Regions from separate parts of the Homo sapiens genome. Here all the other regions are linked to region 1. A link is a loop called in an ENCODE intact Hi-C map of the cell type or tissue named here. Cell type or tissue: IMR-90. All regions are shown on one strand. Each heading gives the region's core, and the rest is flanking DNA. Links, peaks and the distances in the headings are about the cores only.

The links. Peaks named below come from ENCODE experiments on the same cell type or tissue, not always from the same donor. Only the 100,000 strongest peaks of a DNase experiment are listed, where the experiment ranks them.
Region 2: it touches region 1 in a loop (6-fold over the local background); 4 of 110 quality-filtered maps call a loop at or near these places.
Region 3: it touches region 1 in a loop (4-fold over the local background); 4 of 110 quality-filtered maps call a loop at or near these places.

What each region holds. Positions count from the first base shown.
Region 1 is chr10:129,091,735-129,102,269 of GRCh38, forward strand. No RefSeq gene overlaps it. Among named protein-coding and RNA genes, the nearest start is that of LINC02667, 180 kb to the left of the region's middle. In IMR-90, for the core only: no CTCF peak of the experiment used is centred there; a DNase peak (open chromatin) is centred at 4,877; H3K27ac peaks cover 840 bases.
Region 2 is chr10:129,948,370-129,958,904 of GRCh38, forward strand. It overlaps EBF3 (EBF transcription factor 3), which reads right to left. Exons shown (of 17, transcript NM_001375380.1): 6 at 8,889-8,957. Among named protein-coding and RNA genes, the nearest start is that of EBF3, 11 kb to the right of the region's middle. RefSeq lists enhancers at 723-1,557, 9,869-10,535. In IMR-90, for the core only: no CTCF peak of the experiment used is centred there; no DNase peak of the experiment used is centred there; H3K27me3 peaks cover 902 bases.
Region 3 is chr10:129,317,336-129,327,870 of GRCh38, forward strand. No RefSeq gene overlaps it. Among named protein-coding and RNA genes, the nearest start is that of MGMT, 140 kb to the right of the region's middle. In IMR-90, for the core only: no CTCF peak of the experiment used is centred there; no DNase peak of the experiment used is centred there; H3K4me3 peaks cover 249 bases; H3K27ac peaks cover 1,111 bases.

The DNA of each region.
Region 1 (10,535 bases), core at 3,720-6,219:
ATGCACTAATAATTTGTAGTCTACATATTGAAGGTAACTATAAACTGACTACTTTCCCTGCTAAAGCATTCGGGTAATTAAAAATACGCTGTTAGTTGTCTACGTTTCAACATGGGGGAACAAGATGCCTTTTTTCTCTTCCTTGGTAAATGCAGTTTGCAGACTATTATCCAAAGTGACGCTGAAGTCCTTTGTCACAGGGATTATTTCACGTCCTTGTTTTCCTTCAGGAGTATCAGGTGGGTTTGCCCACCAGGCCAGAGAGCAGAACAGAGATGCTGTGGGGGAAGTTCCAGGAAATGGTTTCATTTTAGACGGATTACTGTACTAGGAATTTGTTAATGGGGGCGATTCTGGATGAACCACACAAAATTAAACATCTGACAACAGGAAGGCCCCCCCAAAATACATCATATGCTTTTGTTTAGAAGGGAAATGTAGAGAACATGGGCAGGAAAAAACTGTCAAACAACATTTTTAACTTCTAAGACCAGGTAAAAAGAAGACAAAGTATTTAAAGTTTCTATGAACCTCCTCTGTGTGGGTACTTCTTGCTGCTTCACGGATTTCCAGGAGGAATTACTTCCTTTCACTTCTGTTTCATCCTGACAGCCACTGTTTAGGCTGTTTTTATAAGCTACCCATTTCTATAAATCCCTGTAGAAAAGAGATCAATTTAACCAAGGAAAGTTAAAAAAAAAAAAAAAGCAATCTTTTTGCTATTCATGAAGGATATCAATAGTATAGCAACCAGACTTGGCCACAGTCATTGTTCCTTTCCCATGCCTGCAGAAGTTGTAGTTTCAACAGTACAAAGCCCTTTAACTATTAATTGGGTCTAAGCTACACCCATGCAATTAGTCAAGTAATCACTCCAAAGGACAGCGGCTTTGATCTTCAGAACGAAGAGATATGAAAATGACAAAGAAGCAAAGTTTCATTCTGGGTTTTCCATGCAATTTTGGTTTACCTCAATTGGAAGTGTGGGTGAGTGCTTTAATTATGGAGACAATGCAAGGTGGCCCCAGGGAGGGCCATGGCTTCCAGACCCACTCAGTGCTACCATCTGGGGTGGATCTTTTCAAGGCACTCTCCAAAATTATCAGATGGATTTGGTAATTCTCTCAGTAATTTACCCAAAAGAATTAAATTGTCTCTTGAGGTTTCAATCGTCCCTGGAGAGGCTGTATCTTGGCATTTTAAAAGCAACAGCACAGGCCGGGCGCAGTGGCTCACGCCTGTAATCCTAGAACTTTGGGAGGCTGAGGCGGGCAGATCACGAGGTCAAGAGATAGAGACCATCCTGGCCAATGTGGTGAAACCCCATCTCTACTAAAAATACAAGAATTAGCTGGGCCTGGTGGCGCATGCCTGTAATTCCAGCTACTTGGGAGGCTGAGACAGGAGAATCACTTGAACCAGGGAGTCAGAGGTTGCAGTGAGCTGAGATCGCGCCACTGCACTCCAGCCTGGTGACAGGGTGAGAGCGAGACTCCGTCTCACAAAAAAAAAGAAATGCAACAGCACAGAGGCCTGAAAGCCAAAGAGTTGGAGACTCAAAGACAGATTCCCTACTCATCTGCAACTCCCAGAGCTAGACGGACTCAGTATCTTCCCATCTGACATCTTGCCTGGCACTGGCTTTTCTCTTAATCCCTTCCATGTTCTATGGTCAGCTACAAAATACAGCATACTCACACCACATGATGTTTTGCACCATAGTGAGGGTTGTTTCTGAGGCTCCTTCTGGATTTTCTACCTTCCCAACCTCCCCAGTGAATCAGGCTATGTATATCATATACATACAAGGTCTACCTGACCTCCCCAGTGAATCAGGCTATGTAAATCATACGTATGTATCAGTCAATAGTTGGGAATGTGCTTGAGCTGCCTTCCTCAGTTTCACCTCCACAGCTCCCTGGGAAGCTGACATCGCCACCACTGCTGTTTAGGCAAGTGAACATGAGGCACCTTCCCCAAGATCAAAAAGCTAGGTGGACTGAGGAGTAGGGCTCAAACACAGCTCAGATGCTGCTGAAGACTCATCCAGAGCCTGTCCTAACTAACTTCACACCCTGAACACACAGGTGTGCTGGGCTTGGGCCCTGTGCGGTGTCCCCAGAGCTAGAGAAGTAAAAGAAGAAGAGGGAGGTGTCGGAGGCTGTGGACGGGCTCCGTGTGTCCCCTCCCCTTCCCTGGCGCAGACGTGGGTGGTCGTATCTACAATATGAGTTCAAAAGAACTGAAAGTCCTCTTGTCAAAATCTCTCCCTCACTCAAGGCCTGACACTGAGAAAGAAATTCCCACCTTTCAGTTTCCTCCTTTAGGCTAAGTCGCACGTCTGAAAAGCTCTGAGAAGCATTGCATGGGAGGGGAGGCCCATTAACTCAGGATCCCCCATTAGCCCACATTTCCAAATTTGCACTCAGCAGGACCCAAAAGGAATGACATTCAGTACTGGAACATCTGGATCAGAGAAAAAGGGAGGGAGGGAGAAGCCGAGAGTAGTCATGGTGAGAAATAGGGCAGAGGGAACTTTCCCCAGGAACTGGGAAGCCCTTCATTGGCAGGTGCCAAGTGCCTAGACCGGATGAAGGAAAAAGATGAGAGACAGACAGAGAGAGAGCGAAGTGGACAAAGGTGAACTGGGAAGCGCTTCTAGCAGCTGATAAGACTGAGAGGGCACATTCCCCAGCTTTGCCTAGGATGGACATAGACAAGCCAAGGCAGTAGAAGTCACCCTGGTCCAGGACGCTTTGCAAAGGCAGCCAGCATGGCAGAGTGATAGGAGTGATTGAGAGCTTGCCAGCACCATCTCCCCGCCATGGAACATGGTACCACCATTAGAAATGAGACCTGGGTGCCTCTTAGGACAGGAGGAAAATGACTTGGATATGTCTCCTTCTCTCTTCCTAGTGCAAAAGATAGCACTACCACTGGACCAGGAAAGATATTGGAAAAGTCTTCATAAAAACCCTGAGATGTCTGTCAGCCAATTCATAAAACCCTGAGTTGCCTGTCAGCCAATTCATAAAACCCTGAGATGCCTGTCAGCCAAGGGTGACCTCCAGGACCACTGCATGGGAGATATTTCCTTAGGGCCTCGCAGGCAGCTACAATGCAAGCCAATTTACCTGATGTTGAGATTTGGGGTGAGAAAGTGAACCCTCCAGTTTCCCAGAAGTCTGTCTCACCAGATGCAGAGACTCAGCCTCTTCCAGGAAGCATCAGGATTGGATTTGGGTCTGAGTGGCCAGCTTTCAATAGGACTCATTCTGTGACTCCAGGTCAAACTTGCCAAATGTCTTCCGCAGATTAAGTACAGAACCCTGGATCAAACCCAAATGTGGAGGCAAGGAAATCCACTTGCAAGTAGAATGAGGGTCTTAGACACATTGCACAGGTTTAGTGAGGGCCTGGAAACTAAATCTGTGTTATACCCACCCCCACCAGTAAAACTCAAAACTGTGGGCCAGTGTTCATGACGTATAGGAGTTTGTAACTTCATCTTCTATAATCCATTTCACACAAATGCACTCCGGCTTGCTTCCTGGGCTAAAATAATACAGGTACTTATAAGAATTCACCCACAGAGTTAACATAGGCAAATGCTTTGGTCCCATAATATATGAAGTCAATGCTTGGTTTCTTCTAGGATTCAGGCACGTGCGCACAAACACACACAAACACACACACACACACACACACACACCACAGCAGAAAGGGTAGGTTTTCTTTTATCCAGTGCTTCTACTGCATAGAGAAAAAGCAAGGGCTATATTTTATTTAATACAACATTTTCAAATATTTTGTCCTACTTTCTCACACAGCACCAAAAATATCCTACGTGGTAGGAAAATAGAGTTAGTGTAAACAGAGGTGAAGTATAGCTTGCTGAAAATATGCAGAATGAATTTTTGGTTAAAGGATGGAGAGATTCAGGATGGAGGCAGCAACTCCTCTCCCCGCTACAGGGATGCCCGGTAGGCAGTGGAGAAAATGTAGTAAGTACAACTAAAACTGGATTTAATCATCGCTACTAATAAAGGGCCAAGGCTATATAGCAATTTACTGTGCTGTCGGCAAAATGAATTGCTTAAGGCACATTAGCAGGACGTTAGATAACACACACGCAGTAAGTAAATTATGATTAAAATAACCATAGAGTAAAGACTGTACATGCTCCACCGCCATAACTCTTTTTAAAAATCTTTTAAAGATACCTCCCCCAGTGAATCTGTTTATCACCTCCTACAATTTTAATCAAATTCAATAAGCATATTTCTTACTCTATAAAATGTTTTTGATTGGTCTTTTTATTTTTTTTTCCAATTGGTAAATGAAAGAATGATGTCATATGACAGCATTAAATACTATTAAACAGACCATAACTAACATCAGCCGTATAAATTATACATAAGCTGACATTTTTATGCACTTCGTGAAGAATTGCTTCATGGGTTGTACAATCTTTTCCAAAACAAGCTCCTCAGAATAACGTGACTGCTTATGTTTCATGGCTACAAATGGGTAACTGAATTAGCATTCATTTATGAAGTTTTCACAGGGAACCCTTCTCATTCAAATACTTGTAGATTATAATTTATTTTTATCTGAGGCATAATTTTTCATGTGGAAGTTTTGCCAAAATCAATAGAACCAGAGCCAAGCCCTGTTCCCTATTCCCAACTTAGACCCTCCTCTTGGCTGCTGCCTCCACGTGTCTTCTCTAGCTGGGAAGGTAAACAAATGAGTCTGCCTCATAATTGTCATCTCTGCCAAAGTGCTGAGCTGAATATTATTTTTTACCAGTTCAGCCCACCGCACTTAGAACTCTATTCACACACGTTTTAAAATGGCTTTTTGCATTCTTACGCAAGGAGTGCAGGCTCTTGTTATATGGCAGGAAAACAGCATATTTCATTTCTGATTCACAAGGAAAGTCCATGCCAAAAGTGTCAATGACAACCCCAGGTTTCGAAATAGCCTAGATTAACACAGAGAATGTGCAGGGGCTTGGGAAACCCTCTTCTGGAGGAAGGGGTCGTATCAGGTCCTCTTTGTGCCTGCAGACAGTTGGACTCTGTCCCAAACCAGACAGTGTTTTCTTATAGACACGGGCAATGTGCGAAGAGAGCAGGATCTGGCAGAAAAAACGCTGAGGTATTAATCAAATAAGAAAGTCTAAGGGCCACCAGTTTTCCACAGTGTATCATCACAGTAAACATATGAGGATGAATACCCTGTTTGCTGTGAGTTTAAATGTGTCTGAATAATCCTGGTGACGTTGCAGGGACTTTTGATTCCAGTAATTTATCTTATATGGTGAAAATTCTTTTGTTGCTTTAATTTGCAAAGGTTTTCTTTCAATTTTCTGAAGTCCAGACAGTACCATGTACCCAAGCAAAAAATGCACCAGGAGATGTGAATTGAGCTAATGCATGTATAAAGTGCTGGGCGCCTAAAAGCTTGACAAATACGGGACTGCTATTGTCATTATTGGGATTTTCACTGATTCAAATGCTGGGTAATGTTGACTCTGGTTCAACACATTTGGGTGTATCTCTTGATTGGCGAGAATGCACTCCGACTATGCCTGTGCCATTTTTGTCCATTTCTCTATACATTTCATACCTAGCCATACTGCTGTAGCAAATGTTGACACCCACTAGGATTTTACTTTAGCTGAGATATTTTGCATTTGCTTATAATAGAAGAAAACCCTCTTTGCACACCTAGGAGTTAGTGCAGCTTGTTAGCCCACACCCAACACGGATCTCAAAACTTTGTGAATCCCAAATTATCACCCTCTCCAGGTTTTGAGTCTAAAGCAGTTTGGACAAAGGGGCACATTCCCTGGCTGTGGCTTATTGCGGGCATGCAACTGGGTGCCTGGCAGATGCCCTGCAGAATACTGGAGATGGCTGAGTTATGACCAATGAGAATTTCAAAATAGGAGAGCTGATATGCAGAGACAGCTACTATGTCAGGGAAATTACGTGGGCACATGAATGCATGTATACATATGTATGTATGTGTATTGTATGTGCATGTGCACGTATGTATATGTGTATATGTATTGCAAGTGTGTGCCCACACGCATATACATCAGACTCAAAGATGGCATTTTATTCCTACTGCAACTATTAAGGCTTTTTTGTAGCTTGTGGACACAGCTCTTTTCACCCTGGCCTTCCCCGGTGAGGTGCAGCTGGATTGTGAGAGGCACCCTTAACTCCCCCACTGGAAGTGGCCCAGGAACACCACAAAAACCCCAATGGGCTTCTCTGAGGCTTCTGAGTCAGGATGCAAAGAACAGAAGCTGGGGAATAGTAGTACATAAACTCAAAGCCCAAGTGCTGCCTGTGATGCTCCTCAATGAGTGTAGAAATCTGAAGCAAGTCCAGATTTAAAATCCTGGGAGAAGGACCAACAAGACAGAAATGATCGCATTTAATTTTTATACTTCGGACTGTAAAGCAAACAACGTTTTGATTTTTTCAGCATTACTGAGACATGTGAGGAAGGAATTCTAAGAATGAGGACACTTTCACCCCCATGACCCTATTTGTCCCAAAGACTTCACTTACTGTTTTTGCTGATAACTCACAAATCGAAGTTTTGGCCTGAAACTCTCTCTTGCGGTCCAGACGGGCATCTCACAACAGCTACCATGCTCCAGCACTGAGCAAGTGCCAGGCAGCTTCTAGATGCTTCCTTTGAGTTAGCCCAACACAGGCAGGGGAAGCAGAGGATCAGAATGGTTAAGTCCAGGCCTATAGGCATCAGGGAGGGTGGCTGCCTCTGCAGCAATCACTGCAGTCAGCGTGGTGGACTCAGCACTTGCCGTCTTCACCCCAGTGTCCCAAAGGCACTTCCAACTCTTCATGTGCCACAACTTAACTCTTCTTCCCACTCCAAATATGATCGATGGCCTGTGATCCCTCCCCTGGAGAACAGGACCTCCCGCCCTCAAGGGGAGAACATACGGGCCATGTGTGCCCAAAGGTGGGAATCTTGGGGGCCATGTTAGAACTGTTCTTGCCACAAGTCAAAATCTGAAAGCATAAAGCTTTGGCCAATCTTTGAGTGCATGAAGACAGTGGTCACCTTTGGTGAAAAGACACTTGGGGAGAAAGTCTGGGTTCCAACCTCCCCAGGAATGGGCCCTAGCATGAGGAGGGCACTGGCTGTTATGGCCATAGTCACCATGATCTGGCAGTGTGTATTCACCGGCACCCGCTCCTCGCCAGGCACTGTGCCCTGTGTCCCTCATGGGTATCACAACAGTTTGCCTCACCACAGGAGAGCTTTGGCTACGAGGCAGAAATTTGCAAAGAAGGGCTGGAGTGAACCACCTCTCCTCTGTGATACCTGCACTCGAATAGACAGGCTTTGATTTAATGGCCTGGAAATTAAGGGATGCACTCAAGGAGCTGCCTTCTGGCAATGGAGGGCAGGATGCAGGCATCTTCTGTTGATGGCATAGTCATCCCTCCTGTTGGCCAGTTTGTGGGTAATTCTGGAGCAAGCTGCCCAGGAGGAAGGGACTTGACTACCCTAGGCCCAGAGGAGGGCTAGTGTACAGAGATACCCCTGGCTGTTTCTAAGATTCTCTACCTGAGAGGTGCAGGTCTGAAGAGGCCAACTCGTGGGCATGGGGTGGTTCATCTTCCATCTCCCCTGGGAGCAGCCCTGCTGCCTCAAGGCAGGGATTCCTCAAGTCCAGGGGTCAGCAAACCTTTTCTGTAAAGGGCCGGGCAGTAAATATTTCAGGCTTTGCAGGTCTCTGCTGCAACTACTCAACTCTGTGGTTGTAGCACAAAAGCCACCATAGATAATGTATCTAACAAATAAATGTAACTCTATTCCAAAAAAAAACTTCATTTACAAAAGCAGGTGGTGGGCTGGATTTGGCCTTTGGGCTGCACTTTGCTAACCTGGCTGGAGTCGCCAGCCCTGAGTGGGCAGGGTGAGGCAGAGGCAGGCGTGGAGTTCACTCCTGGCTTTCTTGTTCTTGGGATTCTACTTCTCTGTAGATTTTCACATCGCACCATTCCAGGCCATCACTTAAGCCCGACTACCATCACCCTCCATGGGGTAGAGTGGAATGAAGAGTGTCCTCTCCAAATTCATGTCTACCTAGAGGCTCAGAATATCACCTTATTTGGAAACAGGATTATTGCAGACATAATTAATTAAGGATCTCAAGGTGCAATCATCCAAGATTTAGAGTAACCCCTAAATCCGATGAGTACTGTGTGTATTTATCAGAAGAGGAGAGGATGCAGAGACACAGGGAGAAGGCCATGGCGACAGAGGCATAGATCGGAGCGACACAGCCACAAGCCAAGGAACACCAGGAAGAGGCAGGGAAGGATCTTCCCCTAGAGTCCTTGGAAGGACCAGGATTCTGCTGACACTCTCAAACTTCTGGCCTCCAGACCTATGAGAGCACGAATCTCCAGTGTCTTAAGCCACCCACATTGTGGTCATTTGTTATGGTAGCCACAGGACACTCATACAGTTGGGCTATCTTAACAGCCTCTGAACCAGAATTCCTCCCTCCAGCATACCGCAGCACTCCCCAGCCTTCCTCCACATTGCATCCCGAGAAACCTTCCTAAAATATACGTCCAGTCATCACATAGCCCAATGCTTAAACCCCTTCCATAGAAACTCCATTTCCTACACCGTGACCAGGCTCCTAAACATGGTTCCCCACACACCTACACCTGTACTTCCCTCCACTCACGCCAAGCCTCAGTCACACCGAGCTGCTTGGAATCTTCTGGTTGCGGTAGCAAGCTCTTACCTCCTGGTGTTGGTATGCACAGTCCCCCATCTGAACTGCCTCCTGGCTCCCTCATCCTGCCACTCTCTCTCCTGCAAGATCCCTCTCAGAGGGCATCTCCTCTGGACAGATATCCTTAACCACCAGTGCATCATACCCTAAAACTTGACTCAACTCATTGATGTGTTTTCCAAACTTCTGACATCACCACCCTTCCCCAGGATTTTCCACATCTTTGCACAACTGCACTTTATTTTATTATTTTTTAAAATGATTCTTTTTTAATCAAGTATATTTTGAAAATAAAAATCATTTGTACCATTATGATAAAATGGGGGCGGGGGTCCAAACTGCTTTTTAAAATAAAACTGTAATTGCAAATGAAATGAAGCAATGTTATTAACATTAGAACTAGATGCTGGGGAGGCCTATTTTCATATTAGGAAAAGAGACTGGCAAGTGAGAGCCTTTCTCTCTGTCATTATCAGAAGAATTCAAAGAGAATCCACGTGGAGATATTGTAACTTTCTTCTTCTTTGATTCAATGCTCCTGCACCCCACGCTGTCCGCCCCTGAAGTCTGCTCACCCAGGAGCCTCCCCAGCTCTCTGGGAAACACTTGTGTTTGTTCACAGCTGTCTCCCCTCGTAGCCTCTAATCTCCTGGGAGGCAGGACAATCCCCATCACCTCGTGCAATGCTGGCATTTTTATAGATGACCAATTAATATTTGTGATCGAAATGAGTGAAAGAAAGACTGAGAAATACCCACAAAATTCTGTGGCTAATCAGACAATCAATGGCTCTATTATCCCTGTCAGGCAGGGAGGGTTATTGGAGCCATGTAAGCACACTGGGGTAGTTCACACTGTGTTCAGAGAGGAACTTGAGAACTCTTTGATGGGGCCCCCCAGCGAGCTGCGGCCTGCTTGAATCTAGAACCAGATCTGTGCAGTAAAGGGCCCACTTCCTGAACTTGTTCCTTTCCTCATTCCACTCCTGTCTGTAAGAACATGGGAAAGAGCAGATGAGAACCTCACTTTAACATTTAACTACAAACCAGGTCCAAAATGAAATAGCTATCTGCTCAGACATACACATCAGCCTGCTTTTGATACCTTAAGATCATTGTAGGGTCACCCAGGCAGAATGAGCTCAAACCTTCGCAAGGAAAACCAGGTCTGTGGCAGCCGTTGGCCGAATGCCAAGGCAGTGAGGGATTTGTGCTGAAACCCCTCTCCTCACCCACTTTAGCAGAGCACCAAAGCACTCAGCCCAAAGCCTGCCTTTCAGAAGTGTGTGTGCATGTGTGTGTGTGTGTGTGCGCCTGCCCGCGTGCATGTGTGCCTAGTGGGGAAGGGTGGGAGGTTCTGTGCATGGGAGATTCTTCTAATTGCACAATGTGTTTCATGCGTCTTCCTCCTCCTATGTTAGGATGATGTCCACAGCCACTCAAAACCTGGGCCTGGCCACAATGGAAGGTAGCATTTACCACTCACAAGGCATTTTGCCATTTTCCCGGGTTAAGGATGCTACCTTTCTGTGCAGTGAAGGATGGCCTAGGCCTGGTCTTTCACAGTTGAATTAAGACATTGGGTTTGCATATTGAACTTTTTGCAAGAAACAAGTGGACTTCGGGATAAGTTTCATTTTCTAGATGCTTTTGATTAAAAAGAAACCAAAACTAACAAAAAAGAATATGGTGTGAGGCTTAGCATTGTGAAATGAGAATCAAGAGATGTG
Region 2 (10,535 bases), core at 8,036-10,535, 860 kb after region 1:
AAAAGGATCCAGGGGTGCCAGGGGTTCAGGAAAGGGGGAGGGGTGGCTAGGTGGAGCACATGTGAAACTATTCTGCACGGCACTGCGATGGCAGGTACGTGCCACGATGCGTTTGCCAAAACCCACCAGATGTGCCACACCAAGAGTGAACCCAATGTCAACTGCAGACTTTAGTTCATATTCGTGTATCAGCATTGGCTCAGGTGTAATGAGGATACCACACCAAAGCAAGACGTTAACACTGGGGGAAACTGGGGGGTGGGGGGAGGTGGGGGGATATGGGAACTCAGTACTCTCTGGTCATTTTTCTGTAAACCTAACACTGCTCTAAAAAATAGTCTATTCAGTGTTTTTAAAGCGTTATGAGAACACCTTTAAATCTGCATCAGATGCAGAGGAAGACAAGGCCAGGTTAGGGGTGCCTGTTGCTGGTGTGGCTTCAATGTCCCTGCTTCATGCCCTGCCCCCCAGGCTGTTTGCATCTCCCAGTCCTTCCTCCTGACTATGGGATGTCATTCTGCAGAGCCGGACGTGTGGTTCTTGACAATGAAAACTTGGAAAGGACACCTGCATTAATCTGTCAGAAGAGCATTTAGGCCCCTGCCAGCCATATCCCCTGGTGCTGAAGTTCTTACAAAACTTAAGAGGCACTCGTGCAGTGGCTCATGCCTGTAATCCCAGCACTTTGGGAGGCCAAGGCCCGAGGATCACCTGAGGTCGGGAGTTCAAGACCAGCCTGACCAACATGGAGAAACCCTGTCTCTACTAAAAAAAATACAAAATTAGCTGGGCATGGTGGCACATGCCTGTAATCCCAGCTACTCGGTAGGCTGAGGCAGGAGAATCACTTGAACCCGGGAAGCGGAGGTTGCGGTGAGCCGAGATCGTGCCATTGTACTCCAGCTTGGGGCAACAAGAGCAAAACTCCGTCTCAAAAACACACACAGAAAAGAAAAGAAAAGAGAAAAAGAAAACTTAGGGGGCACTCAGGGAGGAGCCCCTCCCTAAACCAGTGAGCAGCATCCCAGGCTCCAGTGCCAAGAAGACTAAGCCGGCTTTCCTGGGTGTTACCTCAAATAAAAGGGACACTCCCCCATGGGGCCTAAATGACCCTGTTCCAAGTGATGGGACTCGTGGGGGAACGTGACCTTTGATGCAGGCCCCATCACTGCCCAGAGTTGGGGTGACCCTGCTAGGGATCCCCACATGCACGCCTGGGGAAGGCGCACGCTGCCTGCCCATGCCCATAATCAAATCCCGGGCTTGTACTGCACATATGTCACCCTCGGATGGCCCCAGCCCAGGCACAGGCCTCCAGACCTGTTCTTCAGCAGCTCCCTAACATCCAGATTGGCCATCTCTGTGCAAGCTTTCTGATTCAATGAAAACTTAGAGAAAGCGGGAGGGGGTGCAGTTCCTTACCAAACCATTGTGGAAACCTGGACTCAGCTGGCAGGCCTCAATGGTCAGGGTTGGTCTTTCTCCCTTTGTAAATTCATCATCACAAGGGCAAATGCTTTTAGGGCCTTAAACACTGCCAAAGTTTTGTCTCCTTCTGTGCTTTAACATGGCACCCTGCCCCCAACTGCTTTCTGCTGAGAGGGACAGAGGAAAATATAGGCAGGAGGGTGGAGGGTGGAGGGAGGAGGGAGGAGGGAGGAGGGAGGGGAGGGGGGCGGAGGCAGGGGCGGCGGCTGGAGCTGCCTGTCTGGGCAAATGCACGGCCTCCTCTCCAGATGTGCAGGCAGCTCCGTCTTCCAGCAGAGACACGCTGGAGCCGACTCCTTCCGTTCGCGGGGCCTGGGCTCCATGTCCTACAACAACACAACCGCGAGCCCCTTCCTTTCCGCACATGTTAAACTCATTTCCTAGTGAATTACTGGGAAGGCGCGGCTGCTGCCCCCACCACCGTTTGCAGAGGATGCGCCCCATCCACTCGGGCACCACAGCCCTGCATGAATTTTGAGTATTTTCTAGCTGAGCAACTTCCAGCGAAGGAATTGGAGAGGGATCGTTTTCATTTGTGTTGTTTTTAAGGGGAAGGGGAAATGAGTGATTCAAAAACAACTAAAATAAGAGTTTCCCTATACCCCTCCCTGCAGTGCTCTCTATCGAATTGTTGGCAAATTTATAGCATTTACTCTTTTGACAGATATGTCTGACCTTTTTCTGAAAACATCGTTTTGAAAACAGTTTTCTCAAGCTTCTACAATTTAATGAACGCTGGTTACCCCAAAGTCTAAGAAGCTTATAAAATTCAACAAGAACAACAACAAAAAAAAACCCCTTAACCCATGAAATTACTGCACTAATTTTTCTAAATGATAGCCATATTTTTATTAAAGCATGAATAATGCCAGCATAATGTCTCATTATATAGAGTTTGGACCACAAACATTTTTGGGAGATTTGCTATTAAGATAAACAAACAAGAGGAGCTTGTGTTCTGGCAAGCTGACGGAGGGAATGGTTTTCATTTTCTCCAAGTGTAGGCTGCAGAAGCTTTGCCAACTGCAGGTTAAGCTCCTTGAGTTTTCACTTCCTGTACCCCCACTTGTCAATCACTTCCTGTCTGCAATGACAATTTCCATCATTAGAGCTTGGAATTTTTATCTTCTTCAACGTGTCTCCCTTTGCCACTGTTTGAATTCTGATAAATTATTCACCATCTTTAAAAAGTAACCAACAATTACAGCATCACAGTGAGCCACCTATGCCTAGCAAAGATCACCGTCCTCCTGGTCTGTCTCCTAAAGGCTTTGACGAGGCCAGCTTCTCCTGCTTTCTTCGGCATCACGAGAAGGCCTCTGGCCAGCCCCAATTATCTTCTGGTGCACAGAGTAATTATTTGCTTCCTGTAAGCATGCGTAACAGAACCTCGAGTTTGGACGGCTTTCCATAAAGTAATCCAATTCACCCATGCCATCCTAACACAATTACAGGCACTGCAATATCTTCGCTCCTCACCTGATAAGGCTGCCGCAGCGGTGCAGGATGCTTTCCGTCAACATGCCTCCCAGAGTATAGCTTCTGACAGCCCTGCTTCCAGCCCTTGCCTCCACCCCTGCACGTTCATACCCGGCTGCATGCTGCTGCAGGGCCTGGGGAAGGCAACACCACGAGGTTTTCACCCTTGCACAGGCAGACGGGAATCCGAGTTGGTGGAGAGTGATGCGGAAGTCATTGTGGGTGTGTAGCTTGTTTTCAAACCCAGCCCTTGACTGGCCTGGCGGTGGAGTCTTTACCCAGCTCAGGCAGCCATAAATCTCGCAGGCCTCCTAGGCCTAGGCCAGAGATGCAGGCCTGGGCCTGGTGGTGGCCCTGACCCACCGCGGCAGGCGACCACGCAAGCTGTGACACACAGCGGAGGCTAACCGTGCAGCCGGCGTGGTGCACACCCGCATCTCAAGCTTATGGGCAGGGCAAACCTACAAAGTGGGCACTGTTCCTGGCGCCTCCCTCTTTAAATGAAAGCATGCCATTGTGCCTCCATAATGCAGCTCTTCCTTTTCTGTTTATTTTCAGAAGTTTAGGGGGAAAAATTGAAAGGATGAATGAATGCAGTGAACTTTTTGCCTCTCCCTACTGGCGCTGCCAGGGAATAAAACAGCCATTCACACCTGAGCCCGGCGAAGCCAAATGGGGCCGGTGCCAGCCAGAATCAGATTCTTTGTAGCCACATCCATTCATCCAAAAGGTGTTTTAATATTGCCAAATTTCTAGCCAATACTTTCCCTTCACTGAAGGCCCAATGTATTAAAACAGACCCTGAACCAAAGAGCATCTCCAATGCACAGCCTCCGCCAAGAGAGGATCTCCAGGACCCCAAGGCCTATCCAATGATAATTATATTCACATCTTTAAGAAAACTGAGAAGGAAAAATTAACACCAAACTATACTGTTTTCATTGCATTATGCAGATGAAATGACAAGTTGTCATTTAAGAAGTTAATAAACAGTCTCCGTTTTGCAGGTTATCCAAATGCTACTGAATAGAAAACCTTGGATCCCTAAATGATGTGTAATTAATATTATTTTTAAAATCCTCCTTGACAGGCCGGGGCTTAGCCAAAATGTAAATGACATTAAAGAAGACAATGAATTTAATTTTATTTAATGTCCCTTTTTGCAGATCCTCATTTACATAGCATTTTTAACAAAAGCGTTGACCTTATAAATGCTGGCATTTGTACAGCTTCAGCAGAGTTGGATTTAATCACGCTCGTGCAAAGCCATGAGGGAGGAAGCTTTAAGTTCTCTGCTTGGAGATGGAGTAGGAATAAAAACATTGGGACTGGTCAAATGTTTATCCTCCCCGCTTCTGAAAACAACCTGACAAGAAGATGTAAAGGGCTAGGGAATAACCCGGTGCTGTTTGTAAGGCTTGGTAATAATCATACATAATCGTTTGGAAATATAGCTAATAAAAAATATAATGAGTGTTCAGCAAAATCGGCATTAGGCCCAAATTACACGATATTAATACTTGAACAGGTGCAGAAAGGCGCTTTAAATGAGGTAAATGAATAAAATGTCCCAGAGCACAACTGTGTGTGCTGACAAAAAGTCAATCCCATGAATAATTCAGTGAGCAGGACTGCCAGCAAAGGTCGGCTCTCTTTGACCTTTGTGACAGGAAGTGAAAGGAAACACTGTTGACTAAAAAAAAAAAAAAAGAAGAAGAAGAAGAAAGAAAGAAAAGAAAGAAGAAAGACAGAAAAAAAAATCTCCAATCGTTGGGCTACCGTTCCACAGTCACTTTAAAGGTGTAAACTTAAAACGCACATATGAATCAAAGTATGGCTGTGCAGGGTAGGGGGGGCGCAGAGCTGAAATGGGGGTAGTCAGGTCATCTGACTAAAGACAATGTGAAATCACAGACAATGGAAGGTTAAGCAAATAATATTTCCCTATGACACAACGTCAATTACGCATAAAAATCTGAGGTCAGCTGAAAAGTATTTTCAGAGCCCACAGGATTGAAATTTTATAACAGCTGTTAAATATGACAAAACTTCATCCTCCCCCCTCTTCAACCCCCACCAAAACTAAAGCAATTCCAAACTCTGTATGAAAGAAAATGGGATAAACAGATGTCTGGCTTCCAGACAGGAAAGTAGGACAGACTTGGAATGATAAGTCTCCCAACTCTATAGACTAATGCCAGATTGATTGGGGAGGGGGCACCGCCTGCCGCAGAGATGCCAGCGAGTGGGACGCCGGAGACGGTGCCATCTGGAACCGCCCCGCCGAGCCCGCTCCCAGCGCTGCATGGAGCCCCTGCGTGTGCCCGGCCTGCCTGGGCAGCCACAGCCCCTGCTCCCACCACCCCTACAGTTGGCCTCCCCACTTTGCAACAGTTGGACCTTGCACCTTCCATCCACCCAGCCCAAGCAAGGAGGGGGAGAAAAGGAGTATACACCTTCCTGGGCATTTCCAGAGCTCCTTGGGAAACAGACCGGGATGGCACGAGCAAGTGATGGGAGCCAGAGTGTGGTGTTGGCTTAGCAGCTACACCGACATCCTGGAATCATTTGCAGCCCTTGGAATGCACGGGTGAAACAGGAGAGATTTATCTGTTCATAGTTGGGATATGTGGACAATGGGTGTTCCTAATGAAGACCATCTGCTTTTGTGTTTTCCCAGAAAACATTATTCCACGAGGAAAATGATACTCCCATCCTTTTCAGCAATACCATTAAAAATCATTTGTGTGTGTATGTACAGAAGGTGTACATGTGTGTTTGTGTGTGTGCACTCTTCCTTTACTTGCATTTGGTTCTCTGCAGGTCACACAATCTACCATAGATACTTTTTTCCTGTAGTATCTCTTTATTGACCATGCTTTTTACTTTACAATGTTATGTTTCTTCTTTGCTCCGTAAGTTGTTATATTATTTTAAATATACTGCATATAGTTATAACCATGGTGCTATTAAAAACTTGTTCCTCTAGCAATGTTTTATGAGAAAGAAAACAGTTAACATAAGTGAAACCTTTGCAGTGCATGAAATGGTTTTGTAATGGGAAACAGCCTCACTTCCCCCCCCCCTTTTTTTTTCTCTGAAGGGTCTTCATGCCATTCATAAGTATTTAATGCTTCTGAAAGATAACTGAACTAAATTGTGTAATTAATTGATTTAAGGCATCAGAGTCTATAGAATGTGATTACCCTGCCAGAGCGAGGAGCTTACTTCTCTGTTCTCATAACACAGAAAGGCAGTCTCAACGTGCCGGGAGAGGCTCGGTGTGGGTTGGAACAAATGTGGGCCCATTGATCTCAATTCAGGTTGGAATTATTGGTTTATATCCTCAGGACAAATATGCCTTATCTGGTCAGAACCTGCTAAATGTATCCAAAGGCCACAAGGAGCCGGCAAAGCACGTTGTATATAATTCTTTTTTAAGCCAACTAACCAAATGAGACACTGCTGATGGGGACCTGGAAACTGACTCCCCAGTCTGGTGGGACATTTTATTCTGCAATACTCAAGAGAAAAGACAGGCTAGAAACTCAACATAAGCAACTAATTTTCAGAGGCAACATACACCCCACAGAAATGATTATCATTATGAAACTGAAACGCATCTCAGTTGCAAAAGACGGTGTCAGTCTAAAGAGATTGCCCTCCTATAGGTATTCCTCTTTCTCTGATTAATCTAACTTGCCCTAGTGAACACTAAATTCTTCATTTTTTTCACGTAGAAATATGCCGTAAGCTGGAGACAGTGCCAATACTGCAATCATTTCACAGGGATTTACAACAGACAACACAATGCTAATAGTACTTTGCCATTCTAAGTGACAGCTTTCTTAAGAATGCTAAAAATGTACATTGTATTTGTCATTTCATAAAACTACCCTCACCTTAAAATCCCTAAAATAGACGGTGATTAAAATTTCTATAAAATTGTCATATCTTTGAATTTAGGAGCAGAGCAGATTTTTCATCAATAATTAAGACCTCCAAAGCATTTATGCCAGGCGTAAATGGAGCTTCAATCCTCCTTATTCAAATAAACATGGTAAACCCATTAACCAAATGTTTTTACGTTTTTCCCCTCCTCTCATGCTTCTAGAATATCAAATAATCACACACTTCTCTTAGGTTATAAAAATATGAGTAATCTTAGCACATATTTTAATTAACCAAATATAAGACAACATTCAGACGAGAATTAAGGAATATATTTCTGCATATCTGGGGAAAATATTTCCCACCATATGATGAACACTGAGTATTAAAAGTTATTCAGCATCAATAGTCAATAAAGGATTGAATGTTGCACAAATCCAAAGTGATTTTGAAGGGAAAACACAGCATCCAAAATGTGAGCCAAATCAACATGGCTACTTCATCATTGTGGCATGCTAGAAGTCTCACACTTTATAAACAAGTCCTCTTTTAAAATTTAAAGTATCACACAAAAGATGAAACACTTTCGCAATCCTTCATTTAAAGCCAACATGCACTGCCTTTTCAAGCAACTTAGACAAGACTCCAATAGTTCAAACACTTCTAGCCAATCAAGAAAATAAAATAAATTCAGTTACAAGACAATAATCTAAGGCTATATGATTTCCATGGCCACAACACTAAAGACAGATATAATTATATTGATTTTCATAGTTCGAGTTCTATAAAGTGTTGAACTTGTTCTCAATTGCCTGAGTGACAGCCACAACTGGTCAACCCTATTTGATTACTAATAAGAGAGCTGTCCCTTCTGTCAGATACCGAACATTCTCCACTAAGCAAACAGCTATTCCAGCTAGTTAAACATTAGCATTGCTCTCCACTGGTGGCGCATATTTCTTTAGGCTTAACTCATGGAGTTTTCCGGGTTTAATTTTTCAGACACTGGACAGCAAAGTTCATGATCAAAAGATAACTTTGTAATGAAAGCTGCGGAAATTCAACCCCTCTTCAAAACCGTCTAAACCTCTGCTTCGCAAAACTGGTGTCATATGTACACGTCTAACATTTATTCAATTTGGGTACCAATTTCAAAATCTGCAGTCAATCACACGCTGGGCCTTTTGCTGCTACCCATTGTTGGAAAGAAAGAAATCCTCCTCTCCTGCACGGCACCGAAACCCAGCGAGTTGGGAGAGGGCTGGGCGAGGAGGGTGGTGGTGTTTTTGTTGCTTCAACTAAAGCTATGCCAAATGCACATTAGCACCATTAGGGCTACTGATTGGTATCTTAAAAGGATGCAGCATTGCCCAAGGAATATGAGAAACAGCAAGATGAAGAGCAGCAAATGTAAAGAATGCATACAGCTAATCGAGTTATGAAAATTAATGTTGGAACATGTAACCAGCATGTGTAATTAGTTTCAATTATAACAAGTTTGGTTTGTTAGTTACATATTTGCTACTTGACATAAAACGACAGCTACAATTGGAAAAAAATTAGGACACATTTTGCAACTAATTGAGAGCAGATTAAATTCATTCTAACGCTGGGCAACAATTACAACAGTAACATCACCCAAGTCTCAACTTCAACTATCATCAGAGATAAAAATAATGTAAAAATGAAATACTTGTTAACAAATTAGCAAAAAGCATTTTATGACACATCTCTAGGTTTAAAGCCAGAAACTCTCTAGGCATAAAGTGCTCCTCACAGCGAGAGCAGTGGCAGATGAAACTGCTTCCCTTGACAACTCACAAGCAATTACTGAATCCCCACAGAGCGAGCCACCAGGTTTCCAAGTCAACCCACCTGTGCATGATAACACACGCGGACAACAAATGGTGCAATGCACAAGATGGGCTCGACACCAGCCTCAAAAATATGGAGCAACTGGAAACCAAGCAAGGCAAAACGTTTTGTTGCTGCTGCGGTTTTGTTTTGAAAAATAAAGAAGTCATCCTTACCTGTCAATGATTACAGGGTCTGAGGGCGTTTCGTTTCTATTGCCACAACTTTTCTTGTCACAGCACCGGCTGTGGAGCAATTGTAAACAGTGGTTTTAATATGCATTTCCCCCTTTTATGCCCGACTTGTATTTTTTTTTTTTTCTGACGTCTGACAATGAAGCGGTAGGAGTCAACTACCAAGGCAGTTTGGAGAATTTAAACCCAGTGAGTTCACGTGTTCTGCGGCTAAACTTACGATGTAACTTTCTACCGGAAGGAGCAAAGTTGAACCTATCTGTTAATACCAGGAGGGTAACCAGAGTACTATATAGATTGTGATGCTAAAATATGGAAAACATGTTGTCGGTGTTTGTCTTTGCAATGAACTGAGGAGAAGGGAAGGCAGGAGGCTTGGGAATAACTTTTCACAGCTTCGGCTTTTGTTTACCTCTAATTGTCAAGCTGTTATTTCTGGAAAAGATGCAAGATGCCACCTTCAACCAATATTTCTTTGGGGCATTTATTAATTATAACCACAAAAGCATGCATCCATCTATCACAAACTTCTATTGTTCCTTCTTTAAGCCTACCTTAACTCTGTTATTGAAACTTTAATTAAAGCAGAAATGAAACAAAAATGTTATGCTTCTTGCATTTTAAAAAAGCATACTTGTATAATGGTTACATGTCTAAATTAGCTAAATTAACACCATATGGTAGGCAAAGTATATAAAGCCTTTTAAAGCTGACAGCTAAAGTGATTAAAGAAAGTCTACAGTCTTCCACTTAGAGCTTAAATCACATCTGTGCGCTTTCTATGTTAATTGCAGTACATGCAGAAGTGGATAATAAAGAAATTCCACTTTATTGGTTGTAATTTATATTTATTACCTGATATGAGAAAAAGTCAGCTTTTGTATATTAGTGCTGTAACAATATGTCTGCTCAGAAATGGCATTTAGGCAACCGGCATCATAGCCAGGCGGAGTATGCCCCTCAGAGTATGCGGCCTGCTACTGTAGCCTGGAAGCCTGCAACGCTTTCCTTGCTATTCCTTGCAACTATATTTCACATGCCACACATACAAAGTCAATGATGCATTTTTATTTGCCATGTAGGGGTGAAACTCTTGTGGTAGTTAGAAAAAACAGGTGGGAAATTGCTCTTCTGACAGAGATCTCAAGTAACGGGCACGCTATCTAACAACGACACGAACGCTGCATCGCTGCTCTAGGGAAGAGGTTAACTGACAGAATCACAATCCAATTCTCACATACACGCGCGCTATAGTAAGTACAAAAGAGTTTCCTTTTTATCAATAACAGACAATTGTATATCTCAGGATGCGAGCGCCTGAGAAGGAAGTAGTAAAATGATTCCGAGTGATCCCTGACTCCTCCGGCACCGCGGACGGATGCATCACCCAGACCTGTTTTCATTTTTGACTACACTGCAACGACACGGCCCACATATTAATCCGCTCTGCTGAGCAGCGGGTCGCGTTGATCGTCAGCGCTGGGGGGAAGGAGCGCGGGCTCCTCCGCGGCCCGGCGCGCGGCCTCGGGCCGATTACATTTCAATCGATGCCCTTCCCGGAGCTGGGCGGGGTGGCGGCGCCTGGACGCGGCGTCCTTTGTAGACGCAGCTGGCGCCGAGGCAGCCCGC
Region 3 (10,535 bases), core at 4,211-6,710, 230 kb after region 1:
AAGAGGCAAAACTATCTTTTGTCATGGTTTATATGATCATCTATGTAGAAAACCCAATACATTCTACAGAAAACTGCTAAGAGTAAGTGAGTTCTGCAAGGTTGCAGGATGCAAAATCAAAAAGACAAAAATCAATTGTATTTATATATAGTAGCAACAAACAACCAGAATTTAAACTAAAAAAGCATCATTTACAATAGTATCAAAATATATAAAATATTTAGGGGTAAATCTGACAAAAGATGTGCAAGATTCTTACACTGAAAACTGAAAAACATTGCTGAGATAAATAAGGAAGACTTAATAAATGGAGAGACATAGTGTGCTCATGGGTCAGAAGATTTGATGTTCTTAAGGTATTGATTGTCTCCAAATTCATCTCTAGATTAAATACAAACACAACCAAAACTCCCACAGGCTTTTTTTTTTTTGTAGAAACAAACAAGATAGTGCTAAAATTTGTATGAAAATGCAAAAGGCCTAGAATAGCCAAAGCAACTTTGAAAAATAGCAAAGTTGAAGGACTAACTATTCCAAGAGCTATTTTAAAGTTACAGTCATCAAGATAGTGTAGTATTGGCTTAAATTGACAAGTAGATCAATGCAATGGAATACAGAACAGATCCATGCATTTATGGCAACGAATTTTTTACAAATGCACAAAAGCAATTCAGTGAAAGAGGGACATCTGTACCCCCTCTCTGTGCACTGCCACACACACACTCAAAGAAACCCCACTTCCAATCTTACACCATATATAAACTTAACTTGAAATGGAGAAAGGCATCCTGGCTAACACGGTGAAACCCCATCTCTACTAAAAATACAAAAAATTAGCTGGGCGTGGTGGTGGGCACCTGTAGTCCCAGCTACTTGGGAAGCTGAGGAAGGAGAATGGCGTGAACCTGGGAGGCAGAGCTTGCAGTGAGCCGAGATCGCACCACTGCACTCCAGCCTGGGTGACAGAGCCAGACTCTGTCTCAAAAATAAATAAATAAATAAATGGAGAAAAGACCTAAAAAGTATGGAAACTAAAACAATAAAACTCCTAGAAGAAAGCGTCAAGAATATTTGTGACCTAGAGACATGAAGAGATTTCCTAGATACTATACAAAAAGTATGATCCATAAAAAGAAACTCATGAGATAGACTTGATAAAAATTAAAAACATTTTTGCTGCTAAAGACAATGTTAAGTGAATGAAAAGACAAGCCATAGACTTGAAGGAAATTATTTGCAAGGCATATAGCTGATAAGAAGTTTTATCCAGATATTTTCAGAACATATATGGAAACTCAAAATTCAATAACAAGGAAGCAACCCAAGTGTTAAAACTATCCCAAAATTTGAAGAGATACTTAATCAAAGATATACTTTTGAAGAATAAGCACATGAAAAGATGATCCGCCTACAGAAATACAAATTAAAACCACACTAACTTACTACTACATGCATATTACAATGTTTGAAATTAAAAAGACTAACCACATCAAGGCTAGATTCTGAAGGAATTAGAATTATAGCACACTGCTGGTGGGAATATAAAATGTCACAAGCACATTGGAAAACAGCTTGGCAGTTTCTTTAAAAAATTAAACACACGCCTACCACATGACCTAGCCATTCTACTCCTAAATATTTACCCAAAGAAAGCATGTGTCCATATAAAACTTGTATGCAAATGTTCACAGCACTTTATTATTATTACTGAAACACCAGGGGTTTGGTCTAGGCCCTGCTGCTCTCAGCACAGAAAGCCAATCACTGAGACAATAAGTATTGCCAGGGAAGAAGGCTTTAATCAAGTGCTGCAGCCAAGGAGATGAGAGCTCAGTCTCAAATCCATCTCCCTGACCAGCTAAAACTCAGGGTTTATATAGCAGGGAAGAAATGAAACAATGTGTAGGAACACAGAAACTAGGGAGGGGCAAGGGAGCAATCACCATGAATGTGGGGTCCAGCATCTGATGTGAAGATCTGGTGAGTTTCAGTTCCTTGACACTTTTTTGAGAGGTCTCAGGGTCCTTTCCTGAGGAAGGAACTCAAATAAAACAAACATAAGTTTCAAGCTTTAAGACAAGAGGGGTCCATTTCTATGTTTATTTTAAAAAGCAGTCTATGGGACTATTAAGTCAGTTTCATTATTAATACACAAAATCTTGAAACCACCCGTTTCCATATGCAGGTGAATGGGTAAACAAATTGAGGCATCCAATGGATTACTACTGAGCAATAAAAAAGAATAAATTATTTTTTAAAAGAAAAGGAATGAACTACTGATACACATGCAACATGAATGAAATTCAAAATAATTATGCTGTGTAAAAGACACTAAGCAAAAAAATACGTACTGTATTATTCCACTTATGTAAAATTCTAGCAGATGTAAATAGATATGTAGTTACAAAAATCAGATCAGTGGCTGCCTGGGGCTGGTGGCACCTAGGGAAATGGAGGAGGAAAGAATCGCATAGTGGCATGAGGATTTGCTATCTTGACTGTGGTGATGAATTCACAGGCATATGCTTGTCAAAACTTATCAGATTTTACACTTGGAATATGTTCAATTATTGTATGCCAGTTTTACCACAATTAAAAATATAAAGCACTTTGAATACTGTCAGAAAGATAGTAGGTGCTCAACAGATGCTAGCTACCATTATTGTTACTTTTTCATCAAATGTTTTTTCCACTAGGTGGATAGCCTAGTTGCTCATTTTCTACTGATTTCACTTTTTTGTAGGAATACTTTAAACATGAAGACAATTAATGAGTCACAGTTTTAAAATACCTCCTCCAGCCATTCCTTTGTTTTCTCACTTTGTCTTGGTGCCATGGATATGTTCAGACACCACATCAGTCTTTCCCAGGATGGTTTCTGGCTTTCAGGTCATACTTTAAAAAGGAGGAATTTGATTTTAAATATTTGGTCTTATCACTTTTTGCCAGCTTTATGGAAATACGATTTATGTATAATAAAATCTGCCCACTCTAATTGTTTAGTTGGATGACTTTTGACAATTTTATGCAGTCCTGTAACTACCTCTACATCTCCAGCAGCCCCAAAAGTTCTCTAATGTCTTTTTGCAGTCACACCTTCCCCCATCCCCATTCCTGGCAGCCACTTATCTGTTTTCTGACAATTTTCTTTCCTAGAATTTCATGTCAATGAGCTCATATAAGTGATTATGCAACATGTGCTCTTTCCTATGGGTCTGGCCCCTGTCACTCCCCATAAGGTGTGGCGAGCCATCCACATTACTGCCTGCATCAGGATTTCCTTCTTTTGACTGCTGAACAGCATTCCTGGCCTGGATGTAGGAGGAATTTGTTTATCCACTCACCTCTTGATGGATATCCAGTTGCTTTCAGTTTTGTTGGTTTTTAGTTTTGGTTTTTGTTTTAGTGAGATTTGGGGACTACTAGAAATAATGATGCTCTGAACATCTGTGTACCAGGCATTTGTATGAACCTATGTTTTCATTTTCTTTGTTAAATATGTAAGAATAGGATTACTGGGCTCTGTATTTAACTTGATAAGACATTCCCAAGCCACTTTTCAATATGGCTGAGCCATTTGCCACTTCCGCCAGCCATATGTAAGCACTCTAGTTGCTCCATGTCTTTGTCAACACTTGGCACTGTCAGTTTTTACATTTGAGCCATTTCCTTGAATGGGTAATGGTTCTGTCTTATTGCCTGTCAGAATTTATTTATGCTTAAAATACCCCAATCTGTATTAGCCTTCTTTCCTAAAATCAACATTTTACTCCAAAAATTCCCTTTATACAATAATTAGATGGGTGAAAGCTGCCAAAGAGATGGCAGTTATAAAGTGATAACATGCCTTCTCACACAATCATCATGTTTTTAATGAAATATTTAGAATATATATTGATCTCTTATAATAAACCATAATTACTTGATTGGTTCTATCTAAGAAGGCAAATAAGGAATGTATCATTACCGAAAAGTATTTCAGGCATTTTATCTATAGGCTTTTGCTTGGGTAGTACCAAAATAAAGACAAGGGGGAAAAAGATGTCCAGGATAAAAGTTACACTTAATACTTTAGTAACACACTATGTGGTACATTTTATTAAACTCAGATCCACGGCTGAGTCAGAAGGGAGTGTACATGAGGGGACCTTGGGGTCAGGTCATAGATCATTAGAAGAGCAAAGAGCCCACACTCACTGCTCACATGGATCAGGCTGTCCTGGCCATTGTCTGTGTGTATTGGGATGGGGTGATGATAACATAATCCTCTATATGGAAATACGCATACACATACATGCACACATGCACGCAGGAATGAGTAATTGGATTTGGATTAGGATGGATTTGGGTATTAATTCGGTACTTAACTTCATTATATAGGTGCTTTATCAAACAAGGACATTTTATCAAATAGTATCACCAAAAGCCCATTTTACCAGGCCTTGCAGGCATGTTCACTGCCCTCCGGATTCTCAGCAGGCTAACGTCGTGGCCTCCTTCAGCAGCCTCTCCTGCCTGTGCCGCTGGAAGTGACAACTTGGTGACAAGCCAGATGTGACGGCCTGGGTTTCTCTTCCTCGGCACACTCCAGCCGTGGCCTTAGGAGCAATTGCAGCGTCTAGACGGGGTCTGTATCCACACCAAGGCTGCATTCCCGGCCTCCTTCTTGTCTCCCTCTTTGGACTGTCAGCTCTACTGATCCACTTTCCACCTATATGGAAAAAAATTTCTCCAGTATTTGCTAAAAATATCCTTTCACATTCTTGACATCAGAGAAAATTTCCAAAAGTGATTTGCATAATCAAGCACAGAGATTGGGGGCCATAATCGCAGTCCAAACTCATCCGCATGTTCATCCTTCCTGGAAATATCTTGGAATTCTTCATTTCGGTGAGTCTGTTTGGGGATGCTTGTGGCAGCAAAGGGGATGAGGGGCTTAGAAAGAAAGACACACACTGCACGGTGACCTTTATGTCTTGAAAAGGTGGCAGAAATATTCTGCCACAGGCCCCAAAACATGCACAATGAACTTCTTACTATTTTAACTCAAAAAACCCTGCAATTCCTTACATTCTTCCTAAAATCGCATGCTTTTGTCTGAAGCCACACATCAGCAATATGCTTGTCTTGCCTACTTTAAGCATAATAGAAATCATATAAAGCCACGTGAACCTTGTTGTTTAGGTATCATTTCAGGTATGGCGGGCTTTTCTTCCCCGGACTGTGAACGTACATCCGTGTTCTCGTTTGAAGAGTTACAGTGGAGGCAGAGAAGACAAACCCTCCCCTCCCCTCTCTTTTCACTCCCACTAATTCTTCAGTTCACATCAACAAAACATATTAATAGGGGAGTCTTTTGCAACAACTAACACCATGTATTTGGCTGCATGTTTTAGAAGACCTCCGAAAATACCTGCGAAAGAATGCCATTCCCTGAAAGAACCACCCGTGCACAATCAGCATAGAGGCATTGTCTCCAGATCTGGGGGGAAATAGCTAAGATCTTGCCTTTTCCCAATGAGGCCCCCTATTAATATATACCTGTGCACATTTTTATCAGAGGAACTAATAAGACGATAGTGAGGAAGCAAAGTTAGCTATTAGATAACAATTCTCCTGCCAAGAGCCATAATCTGACACAGATTGAGCTGGGCGTAGTAGTCCATTAATGGTTCACGGCTCATACAATAATGACCTACTAACCTGACGTGGTGTTGCTTTCACATTCTGCTGTCCCCTGGGATGCTACTGTCACTGTGTTATCTATTGCCTGCTTCCCTATCAAAGAAAAAAGCAGAGCTGAAATGTATGTACGCATCCAGCCCTGTAGTTCATGGCACACCAACCCTAGCAACTGGAGGAACAATAGATTTATAAGATTATCCTACATTAAGCCAAACATGCCTGACTGCACTGTAAATTACTAAATAATAAACCAGGTGGTGTAAGATCCTGACTTGGACAGAATATAAAAATCTATCAACCTGTAAAATACAATAACCATAAATGTGCTGTGTAGCTGATGGCTCAGGTAAACCATCCACCTCTAGGATCCAAGGTTTCAGCAAGACAATTGCAACAAAGCCATGCCACATTTTACACTTGGCTTCCTTTTCTTTTGTGCTTCCTGTCGGCAGAGGAAAGATCGCTGAGTTAAAACACTTGGGTGTCTGTTTTGTTTGTTCAATGTCTTTGTTTGGAATTGGCCACTTCTCTCCTAATCGGCAATTGCTCCCGGGCTGTTGCCACGCAGTCTGGGGCTGGTGTCTTCCAAGATGACACCAGGTTACATAAAGATTGCTTCGGTGCCCAAACTTCACATTCAAATGAGCTTGAAACACTCCACGCTGCCTGGAGAAAGTGAAAAACACAGGAAAGATGCAACCTTCAGATGATATATACCTTTCTCTTGAGAAAAATATCATAAAACTTGGTTAACTCAGTAAAACCCTGTCCTGAATTCCACACTTCAGCGGTCGTTGCAGAAATAAAATGAAGATGAAGTAAATTCTGCTCGGTCTTTCCTTGCAGTCCCCTGCAAGAGAGATTCCATTTGTATGAATCTCAGGGAAAAAAAAATTAATTTGACTTCAGTGAGAGATTCCAAAATGATCCCATAAATTGTGATTCCAAAACATACAAAGCTAATTAATTCCTTTTTAGGAGATTTTCAATAAGCAAACCAGGTTAAGTTTATATGATTTACAAACAGTGTTTACATTCATAGAGGTGCAACTAATTGCTACATGGTTTGACATCATTACAGAAAAATGCTGGGGGATGCAGGCAGTTTAATTAGGGGTGGTTTCAAGTTCACTACGCGATTACCATCACAGAGCTTTTCTAATATGCTTATACAGTACAGTCATGCTAAAAAGTGATTACATTTTGCCCGCCGCCTGCCTAAATTTTGAATGAAGAATTAGAATCTCTATATAAAAGGTTATGCTCATACAGTTTAGATTTCTTCTGAATCACCGTCACCGGCTTCTGCCCCTCAGACTTCATCTCCTCCTATTTTGCACATCAGCTATCTGGCGACTGTGTGCAAGCCTTTGTATCCATCACAAGACCTCCTTGGAGCATTTTCAAATGATGCTGAAAACCTTCACGCTTAGCAAGATGTTTTAGAAGCAGATTTTTACCATCTACGTAGTTCCAATACAACACCAGCCGTTGTTTATAAATAATTTAGTTCCAAATTACAACTCACTTTCCATTTCAGTCAATAACAATTGTTTTGCCAGTTTTAATTTTTAAAGTTTCATCCTGTTAAGTTGCTGTCTTCTGCAATAAACTCAAGTTGCTAATGACAATGTCTCTTTGGAGGGCTAAGAACTGAGAGGAGGGTGGAACTCAGGGTATGACCTCTAGAACCCAAGACATCTGGATTTCAATGAGCCCTGTCACCACCACAAAATGACCAGGAGCTTGTATTACAAATATCAAGTTAACATCCTTAAGTAATATATAACTAAGAACCAACCCTTTGGAATATTCTAGAATCCATGTGAATGTCCAAAAAAAATTCCCTAAGTCTCTCCTGTCCGAAAGAGGCTCACAATTTAGTCCTGGAGAGATGGCCGCTTGGCGGGAATCACTTCCTTTAAGGCTGAAAGGACAACAGGTTCAAACGGTGTGCGAAGATAATTTAAACTTCAAAAATACCACTCCTTCATGCTTTTTATTTATTTTTTAATGCACATTTCTAAGTTTTGGCCGAAGTACTTGCAAAACACTTTATGTTCCACTGTTTTCTGTTCTGGATTCTGACGATTCTGTTTTGAAGGAAGAATAAATGAAATAAGATTCCCCAGAGCAAATGATTTTACAGTGCAAGTGACACCTCACAGAGGTACCCTGGCTTTTCACAGGAGTTTCAAAACACAGACATCAGAGGAAAAAAATGTTCAAGAAACCTCATATTGTTGGTGTCTGGACTTTAATGAAACAGACTCCTGCAGGTGACCACTTCCCACAAGTTAGTGCCTTGGGGTGGAAGACACAAAAAAGTATAAAAAACACATTATGGCCATACAGTCTTGGTGCTTGGGCCACACAAGAAACAAAATTTCTCATGATACTTTAAGGGTAGTGGGATATCTGTGCTTTGGAGAGCTGATTTGACTCTTGAAGGAATAGCTTCACCTTTACCAACAGCAACTGCTAATTTTTCTATTCAAAAGCAAATAACCAATTTCTAATTGACTTTAATTAACTTGAAGACAGCACCAAATTATTACATACATCTGTTAATAAACAAACGATAAATTCTGGATCTGAAATTGAAGTCACCACAAGTTTTAAAGCATTAAAAACTTGTTTTAAAAACCACATCTCTGGTCTCTGGCAGACCACAGAGCAGCAACTTTCAACCCAACTCACCACTCTGCAGCATGGTCCTGAAGCCTCACTATAAATTCTTCTCTGGAATCTTCCATGTTCTCTTTTTTTGTTTGTTTGTCTGTTTTAAGAGACAGCGTCTTACTCTGTCACCCAGGCTGGAGTGCCTTGGGCAGAACATAGCTCACTGCAGCCTTGAACTCCTGGGCTCAAGTGATCCTCCTGCCTCAGCCTCCCAAGTGGCTGGGACTACAGGCACAAGCCACCACACCCAGCTAATTTTTTATTTTTTGTTTTTTTGTGGAGACAGGCTGATCTCGAACTCCTAGGCTCAAGTGATCCTCTTGCCTCAGCCTCCCAAAGTGCTGGGAATACAAGTGTGAGCCACTGTGCCCAGCAATGTTGCCCCTGTCCATGGTACTCTCTCTCTAGCTGCCCCCTCTATGCTTTTCCTGTCACATCCCTGAAATGGATACATGAATGTCCCCACCTGAAACAAAGGTAAGCTCACGAACAGGTGTGTCACCCCCACAGTGACTTTCCCAGATGGAGCCCTTTCCTTCCACAGGGAGGTGGACTTAGCTCTAACCATTGCCTGAGCCCACAGTGGAGACTGTGGTGATAAGCAATGCTCAGCCCCTGGCTCCAGCTCTGACTGTGAATTAAGCTAGACCATTGAGATGAGTGATGCCATGGATCGAGGGCATGGATCAGACAACTGATCAGGGCCCTGGCTGAAGTACTGGGTCCACATCCTCCGTTTCTTTCTACCTGATCATCACCAGAGGAATTCACTGTTTCCCCTTCTGTCTCTGATTCCGGTGACTCTTCAGAACCAACCCAATACGTTGTTGCTTAATTCATTAATTCCATGGAAACTGACAGACCCCAAACACTGTACTCGAGCAAAGGTGAGTTGCAGGAGACCAGCGCAAGTCTCTGTGAATGCACATCCTGCAAGACTGCCTAAACTAAAAGGATTACCACAATTGCCTAACAATTAGCAACTTCCAGCTCCTATAAAGCAGAGCCTTTTGCCATCCTCTGGCTTACAGAGCATTCACTCACTGTGGATTCAGAAGACTCTTCACATTCATGGGAGCATGTCCCGAGACCCTCACAAACTCCCATCCAGGGACACTGAGGTATATCATTATATCATGTCCAACAAGCTTACTGGCAGTCTACACACAATTGTAGAATGCTCTCCAAACTTCCACTGATGCTTAGCCCTCATCAGCAAGTAATTTCTGCCCTGGATGAAGCATTCACACCCACAGTTTCATAGGTCACTTCTTCTCATGACCGCATTGATTTTCCAGGGGACCCATTCTGGTACTGGGTAGGGGCCACAACCCAGTATTTTGTTCTCCTCTTTCTCCAGAGTTCAATTTCCCAGATATGAATCACCATTTACTTTACTTTCTCTTTATTTCCAGCATTAACAAATAGCTTGTGGTGTGTGTAAGGTGGAAGGGAGGGGTAGCGAATACTTCATCATGAGAAAATGAGTTTGAGCCATTTTCTTGTCTCCTCTTGTCTATGAAGAGAAGAGGAGACCCACACAGCCACATCATAAACCTGCTGGGTGTTATCTGGGCTCATCGATTCAGTATTCACAGCATACAGAATCCATTTTATGGCATACAAAATCTAAATATGTGGCTCAGCAAATTACAAATGACTATATGCCATGAGCCTTCTAGGTTACCTACAAGTAGCCAAAACCACAGAGGTCAAATCACAAATTTCAGTTTATGCTGAATCAGGTCCCCAAACCAGTCCCATGGGCCACTAAAGCCACAAATGTTCAGTTGACTTAACATGACAAAAAGGGTTCTAAGTTCATCTTCTTTTAATTGGGATATGACCCTAGTCTGTTAACATCAGGTACCACAAACCCCAGCTCAGGTGATGTGATTCCTAGACACTGAAATATATTAAGAAGCTTTTGACTGCAAGTAACAGAAAACTCCAATCGAACTGGCTTAAACAACAGTGAAATTTATCTCACAACAAGACTTCCTGAAATAGCTTGGCAGCATACTGGCTAGTTCAGCAACATAACCAAAGATCCAAGGTGTCATCTGCTATCCACAGATCCGCGCCTTTGCAGCCCATCTCGGTTATCCCATGCAGCCAGCAGGACACCCAGCCCAAAACGCACAGGTGCCTCCCTTGAGTCTGCTAAC